2 separate regions of the Homo sapiens genome follow, and region 1 is linked to region 2. The links are chromatin contacts, found by POLR2A ChIA-PET in ENCODE. All regions are on one chromosome and are shown on one strand. The core of a region is the stretch at or near the end of the contact, and the rest is flanking DNA. Distances in the headings are between cores, read along the strand shown. Region 1 overlaps IST1 (IST1 factor associated with ESCRT-III). Region 2 holds the start of AKTIP (AKT interacting protein).

What was found. ChIA-PET counts read pairs that join two places held with the same protein, here RNA polymerase II (POLR2A).
Region 1: POLR2A ChIA-PET joins it to region 2 with 18 read pairs in OCI-LY7. The contact joins the enhancer-like site here to the promoter of AKTIP in region 2. POLR2A ChIA-PET finds 5 or more read pairs at or near these places in 2 of 52 experiments (OCI-LY7 and naive thymus-derived CD8-positive, alpha-beta T cell).

The regions. Positions count from the first base shown.
Region 1 is chr16:71,898,677-71,902,256 of GRCh38, forward strand. The region is part of intron 1 of IST1 (IST1 factor associated with ESCRT-III); the gene reads left to right. Among named protein-coding and RNA genes, the nearest start is that of IST1, 4.9 kb to the left of the region's middle. Within about 2 kb of position 1,820, at least 3 of the 41 ENCODE cell types and tissues checked have a DNase peak (open chromatin) inside an H3K27ac peak, as active enhancers do.
Region 2 is chr16:53,501,315-53,504,874 of GRCh38, forward strand. It overlaps AKTIP (AKT interacting protein), which reads right to left and starts at 1,895. Exons shown (of 10, transcript NM_022476.4): 1 at 1,833-1,895. It overlaps LOC124903690 (a long non-coding RNA gene), which reads left to right and starts at 3,066. Exons shown (of 2, transcript XR_007065069.1): 1 at 3,066-3,106; 2 at 3,427-3,560. RefSeq lists enhancers at 1,091-1,592, 1,593-2,092, 2,553-2,652 and silencers at 1,363-1,662, 1,923-1,992, 2,013-2,252, 2,973-3,062.

The DNA.
Region 1 (3,580 bases), core at 570-3,069, about 18 Mb after region 2:
AACAAAAAAGGAAACACTGAGGCCAGGAGTGGTGGCTCACGCCTGTAATCCCAGCACTTTGGGAGGCCAAGGCGGGCAGATCAGGACATCAGGCGTTGGAGACCAGCCTGGTCAACATGGCGAAACCTCGTCGCTACTAAAAATAAAAAAATTAGCGGGGTGCCTGTTCTCCCAGCTACTCGGGAGGCTGAGGCAGGAGAATCACTTGAACCTAGGAGGCGGAGATTGCAGTGAGCCGAGATGGCACCGCTGCACTCCAGCCTGGGCAGCAGAGCAAGCCTCTATCTCAAAAAAAAAAAAAAAAAAAGAAACACTCTTGGTAAAAGACCCAATGAATTTCCCATAATGTTTTTATCTCAATTTTATTGAGAACAAGATGAAGATACTTTCTTTATGCCTGTGCATTTCAGTATTTATAGCTCCTTCAAGAAAATTTTGATGGTCTCTGAATTCTGAAGCCTTATTTTCTTGTGAATAACACATGATGCTGTTGATCTTACAGTTTTTTTTTTAAATTAATTTTCAGTCTTAGTTTGACCAGTGAAGATTTTATTATAGTGTGAAAATACACAGTGAACTTTGTGCCACTTGTACATGTAATGCTTCTAAAGGAATTGGACCACCAGGTGTGGCGGCTCATGCCTGTAATCCCAGCACTTCGGGAGGTTGAGGCGGGAGGATTGCTGAGCCCAAGAGTTGGGAGACCAGCCTGGGCAACATAGCAAGGCCCCATCTCTGCTAATAAAAATTTTTAAAAAGATAAAGGAATTGGGCTGTATTATCTTGGAAATGTGTCCTAGCACCTCATTGTGTCTGTTTCTACTCTAACATCACATCTTCATAACTGCGATACAGTGGTCATACCAAAATTTGTTCAAATTACTTCTTTTATAAGAACAACAACAAAAGAAACCTCAGGCTGGGAGTGGTGGCTCATACCTGTAATCCCAGCACTCTGGGAGGCCGAGGCGGGTGGATCACCTGAGGTCAGGAGTTTGAGACCAGCCTAGCCAACATGGTGAAACCCTGTCTCTACTAAAAATAGAAAAAATTAGCTGGGCGAACAGCCGGGCATGGTGGCTAACGCCTGTAATCCCAGCACTTCGGGAGGCCGAGGCGGGTGGATCACAAGGTCAGGAGATCGAGACCATCCTGGCTAACACGGTGAAACCCTGTCTCTACTAAAAATATAAAAAATTAGCTGGGTATGGTGGTGGGTGCCTGTAGTCCCAGCTACTCGGGAGGCTGAGGCAGAGGTAGTAGTGAGCCAAGATTGCGCCACTGCACTCTAGCCTCGGCGACAGAACAAGACTCTGTCTCAAAAAAAAAAAAAAAAAAAATTAGCTGGGCGTGATGGCAGACACCTGTAATCCTAGCTACCTGGGAGGTTGAGGCAGGAGAATCGCTTGGACCTGGGAGGTGGAGGTTGCAGTAGGCTGAAATCGCACCATTGCATTCCAGCCTGGGCAACAAGAGTGAAACTCGGTCTCAAAAAAAAAAAAAAAGATCAGAATAAATAAAATAACACACGTCAAAACCAAAAGCTTTTGTACGTATTGGAGTGTCTGTAGCCAGTCTTGACCTTGCTCTCTCCCCTCCTCACTTCGTACTTTTAGAGCTACAAACACTGAGTTTACTCCCTTAGGAAGTCTTTTTTTTTTTTTTTTTTTTTTTGGCTACTTTTAGCTGCTACTACTTTGAATAGAGCTTTCAGGATCACTACTTCTGGGCAGCTTCACTATTTTGGGCAGCAGTTCTGATTCTTTTCCTCCTCCAGATATCCTAAGAGGAAGGACTCAGTCCATGGTTTTACTTTGCTTATTCAGGATGGGGAGGCTAACTAGCTCGCGAAGTCTCAGCGAGCTGAGTGATAAAAGAGGAACTAGATGGGTTTGCTATGCCAGTGTTAAGAATTGGAGTAAAGTGAAGGATTGGGCTGCTGATCCATGTGTGACACTAATAAAAATAATGGTGTTACACTAATAAAGATAAGTATATATGTATATAAACAGAATACCGAGAACTAGGATTGTGGTCACTAGTTCATAACCATTTTTTAGAGTTTATGTTATAATTGCTTACTTGTCTTATAGTTGTTTTTATGTCAGCTATACCCATTTGATTGTGAGCCCCTTGAAGGCTAGGGAAGCTCTCATTTGAATGTCTGTTGTAGACAGTGGCTTAGCACAGTGCTTAATAGAATAGCACTCAATAAATATTTGGTGAGTGAGTGAATGACAGTAAAGATGTTGAAGCACAGTGATTTTAGAGTAACGTCTGAATCACAAAAAGAATTTTAGATTACTTACTGGACAATGTTAGTATGTGATGTGTATATAATCACATATGTATAAAAATTTGTTTATGTTTGTTAATGTATATATGAATAGTAAATGTTGACTAGAATATTTTATTAACTTTTAGGTTATTATTTCCAAAATTAATGTTCCTAATCATACAGGATAACAAAGTTTATGTTATGTTTAGCTTTGGAAACAGGTTCAAATTCTGAGATAGTAATTAAGTCAGTCTTTTGGTTTTTTTTCTTTTTTTTTGAGACGGAATCTTGCTCTGTCGCCCAGGCTGGAGTGCAGTAGCACGATCTCGGCTCACTGCAAGCTCCACCTCCCGGGTTCACGCCATTCTCCTGCCTCACCCTCCCAAATAGCTGGGACTACAGGCACCCATCACCACACCCAGCTAATTTTTTGTGTTTTTAGTAGAGATGGGGTTTCACTGCGTTAGCCAGAATGGTCTCGATCTCCTGACCTCGTGATCCACCCACCTCGGCCTCCCAAAGTGCTGGGATTACAGGTGTGAGCCACCGCGCCCTGCGTAGTCTTTTGCTTTAAATTCGTTTTTAGTCTGATTTATTTAATGTACTGGTAATCATTTAGGATATATCCTTTAGTTACTACTTTTGTGGTTTACTGTCATTGTCTTTAATGATTAGTTTCTTCGTAAAATGGGGATCTGTTGAATAGGAGTTGAAAAATCCTCAGTACTTAACAAAATAGTTTAGCAAATTGCTTTTCTTTCCTTAATTCTAAAACAAAACTAGATTATGTAAATTTGTAGAATTTTTTTAAAAGCATGTGGTTTTTAATTAAATTTTCTACTAATTAACATAATACATGAGCGACAGCTTTGTACAAAACACTGTGCTAGGCAGTGTGTGGGTGACATACCGTTCTAGGCAGTATGTAAGAAACAGTTGTCTTGCAGTGAGATTGAAACAGATTAATCAGAATTGTTAAACCGAGGGAAAAAGATATAAAGCATGCCTTAAACATCTTATTTTAACATAAAACACACAAAAGAGGCTAGCTAATCTTTAGATGAAGAGCTAAGACTTTTTAAAATATGGGTCCATTGACTGGAATTTATTTAACAAATGTTTACATGGTGCTTACTGTGTACATATAACACAATGTGCTAATTTCTTTACAAATTTTCACTTAATTCTCATACCAGCCCAAGAGGTGTGAAGGTTCATGTAATATTAGTACTGATTTTCCTCAGATGTTTGATAGAATTTGCCAGAGAAGCCACCTGGGCCTGGATTTTCTTTGGGAATGGT
Region 2 (3,560 bases), core at 645-3,144:
TGCAACACAGGCACGCAAGAGAGACATTTCACAAGTACAGATCTTCCAGCCGAAGCTTCAAGTCGTGGATAAGAAAGCATGTCTCAAAGGTCATAAAGTCAGTGGGTCATTTACTAAAAATACAAAGAAGCAAAGGAAAAGCAGCCAAGCCCAGCTGTAAGAACAGCAACTTCCCTGCCCTGGTATTTCCCCCCAGGCTCTGTTACCTTTAAAGCAGAGCTCCTTCTCTGAATTCCTACTTGCACCAATCAAACGGCTGAAGGTGAAAAGGGTCAAAACTAAGCAACGTTTTCCTAATTTCTTAAACAGATCATGAGCAAACCATGTACTAAATGTCCCCAATCAGCAATAATTTGTCTTCTCTGACGAGCTTGTGACATCCAGGGACGTACCCAACCCAGGTCATCCATACCTTGCCAGTGCCCATTACTGCTGTTTTGTTTTCCAAGAGAAAATGCCACCCAGTAATTAAATCAGAGGAATGAAGATCCTGGCTCTTCTACTAGCATGGATAACATGCAATAAGTAACAACAGTTCTCCGCAAATCTGCCTTTAAAGGTGAGTATGACACACTGAATATACTTGAGATATCAAAAATGTGCGGGGGCATGTTCCCCTTTGGCTCAAATGAAGACACTGATTTTCAGATCTAGCAGTAATGTGCAGCACCCCAGTGTCCTCTAGGACACACCTAACACGGGACCGGATCCCTTGGGACACAGTGGTGTGCTCCACAACATACATTTAATGGGCTGGTGCAAACCTGTAAAGTCTCTTAAAGGTCTAACGCGTTAGGATTCTCTTTAAGAATCCAGTAAATTTTGTCCCCAGTTCTGCCTGTCATTAAGCAGGAGGTATTGTCTTCTGCTGCCTAACTTTGCTATGGATCTTTTAATCCAATGTTTCCAGCAGCAACATAATCACGAGAAACTGTAGCACACTTTTCAGGGTCTAGTCTAGGACAAGCACAGCATACATGTTCTGAGAGGAATGACATAGATGGAAGCAAGACATGTTACATCCTTGTCACTTGGAAACAATTTTAGAATTTCTGCCTGTTTGGCCACGGCTGCATTCCTTTACATCACCCAGCTGAGAAGTCTGGGTCTTCAGCCTGCGCGAATGACAGTGCGTGGCAGAGCTAAAACTAGGCTAAAACATGAGTGCTGCTGTTACTCTACATGCCACAGCGCACTCACATCACCCCGAATCGGACTTAAGAAATTACACGTTAAGAGGAGACAGAGCAGGGGCCAGAAAAAAAAAGATGAAAACGGCCCGGGCCAGGCTCGCTGGGGACAGCCGGGACCCGCGGCGGCCTCGGACCGGCACCCTCACCGCGGGCGGAAACCCGTCTCTGAGCACTCAGGGAATCTGGACAAACCTGTCTCGAGGTGATGCAAGGCGGGGGCCCTGTCCTGGCCTCGCAGCTAGCTCGATGCTGGCCCGGGAGCCGCGGGCCCCTCCAGTGGGGGGGCTCTGGGGCCCGGCGACGCCCCCTTAACCAGAGCTCGGGGTCGGGACCCGGCCGGGGAGGGCGGGCACGGGCCGGGGCGAGCCAGCTGGGCCCCCCTCTCCCTCGGGCCGGGCCAGCCCAGCTCCAGCCGCAGTCCCCAGCAGCAGTCCCGGGCTGCGAGGCGGCCAGCGCAGCAGGTGCCTGCAAACGCGCACAGGTGCCCGGCCCCGCCTCCGTGTCCCACTGCGGCCGCCGTCGCCGAGTCGCGAGCGCCTAGAAAGATGGACAAATGCCGGGCCCGTGGAGGCTGGCGGCCAGATTTACAGACACCTCAGCCCTCGCGTACCCACCAGCCTGCCGGGCAGTAAGCCTCACCCCAGTGCCTTCAATGCAGAGCTCCTGGCTGCCAAGCGCCGCCGCGGCCCGACAGCATCTCCCGCCGCAGCGCCAGCCCTGCCCCTGCTTGATCCCCGCCCCGCCCCACCCCGCCCTGCCCTGCCCTGCCCTGCCCTCGGCAGCGGGCTCCGCCCCCTGCTGCACGATCCTGGGGCCCGAGGCTTCCGCCTGGCCTCCCGGCGCCAACTGGCTCTCACACCTGCCCGTCAAAGACGTTCTTCCGGGGGCGTTGGGAAGAACACACTCGGTCCTGCAAATCAAATCACCCCGGTTTGGGTGGGACTGCACTTGACCCTCCCCTTACGTAACAGCGCCTGGGACGGCCTGTCAGTCATGGAAGTATCGGCCCCCCGGGGAGGGATGGGGCAGAGACAAACAAGCGCCGGGTCACAATTGGCCAGGGCGTCTGCCAGTCACCACGGAGACCTTCCCGGAGGTTTATTCGCACAGCCCACAGCGCAACCGCCATGCGCAGGGGCTGGGGCATACGCTAACGTCTGCAAGCCAAGCTTTTGGGGAGGGCCGGGCCGCGCGACTGCCCAGTGGCTCCCATCGCTAGGTCCTACTGCGTTGGGCGGCGCTGCGAGGCCCGAGGCCGCCACGTCGGGCCCACAGGGTACCAGGGGTCAGAAGGACACTTGGCGTGGCATCAAGAAACGCCCGTTCTCTCCATCAGTGCAGGAGCTGAAGGCTGGAGCTGAAGGGAGCTCAGCTCCAAGTGGGCCCTGGGCACTAGAGCAGCCAGAGGAGCTTTGTAAATCTGTGTGTGTCGGCCCCGACCTGCAGCATCCGAGTGGGGGCCGGGGGCTGGGGGGAGGGGGGAGGCTGAGGACCAGGAATCCACATCTGTCACAGTTCGCTGCTGATTCTGGCGCACACTGAAGTTGGAGAACCTCTCCCATAGCAACATAGTTCCTGGTCTTTTTTTTTTTTTTTTTTTTTAATTCACACGCTCTCATTTGGACCTCCCGTCTGCTTTCCCATGGAGGTCTCTCTCTGGCCTAATTCTGTGACTGCTGCCAGCTGCTTTCCAGGCCTGTTCTTACCAACGGTGCCTCCCCGTGGTTAGTCCGTCCAATCTCGGCACTCCACTTCCACACTTGCGCGACAGCCCTCTCCCCGCAAGCCCCTGCCCCTTTTCTAGACACCAGAGGCACTGACCTGTCTGTGACACCGCCTCAGTGTCTTACACTCAGAAGCCGCATTCTCTGGCCGGGTTGTTTGGTCCATTTTTGGTTGCCTCTGAGATTCTGGTAAGTGACTTATTAAAGGGCAGGAAGCCAAATTCTCCTGATGTTAATCCCAAGGGTTGGTTCTGAAACCCAGCTTCCTCCCCTAGCTGAAAACACTTCTGAGCCACTTCCTTTTGTCCCCTTAGGACACATTTAGGAATGTTATCATGCCTTTTAATACGAGTCTTAATACAGAAAGGCAGGCAAGCAGGAAATCCTTTTTTCAGGCCACAGGTGGTCTCCTTTGGCACCTCTGTGGCCCATTTCCTCCCAATCTTCTTTGAAGCTCATTATCCTCTGCAAAGCTTTTTTTCTGCTTTCCTCCTTTCCCCAACCTTCAGTTTTCACCGAGGACCCACATAGGTATTTCTCCAGCTCACATCTATCCACTGAGCTTCCAATGCATGTCATCAACTGCGTACTTGGCACCGGATGACTCAGACGCACACCAGCATCAGACTGCACATGGCAGGAA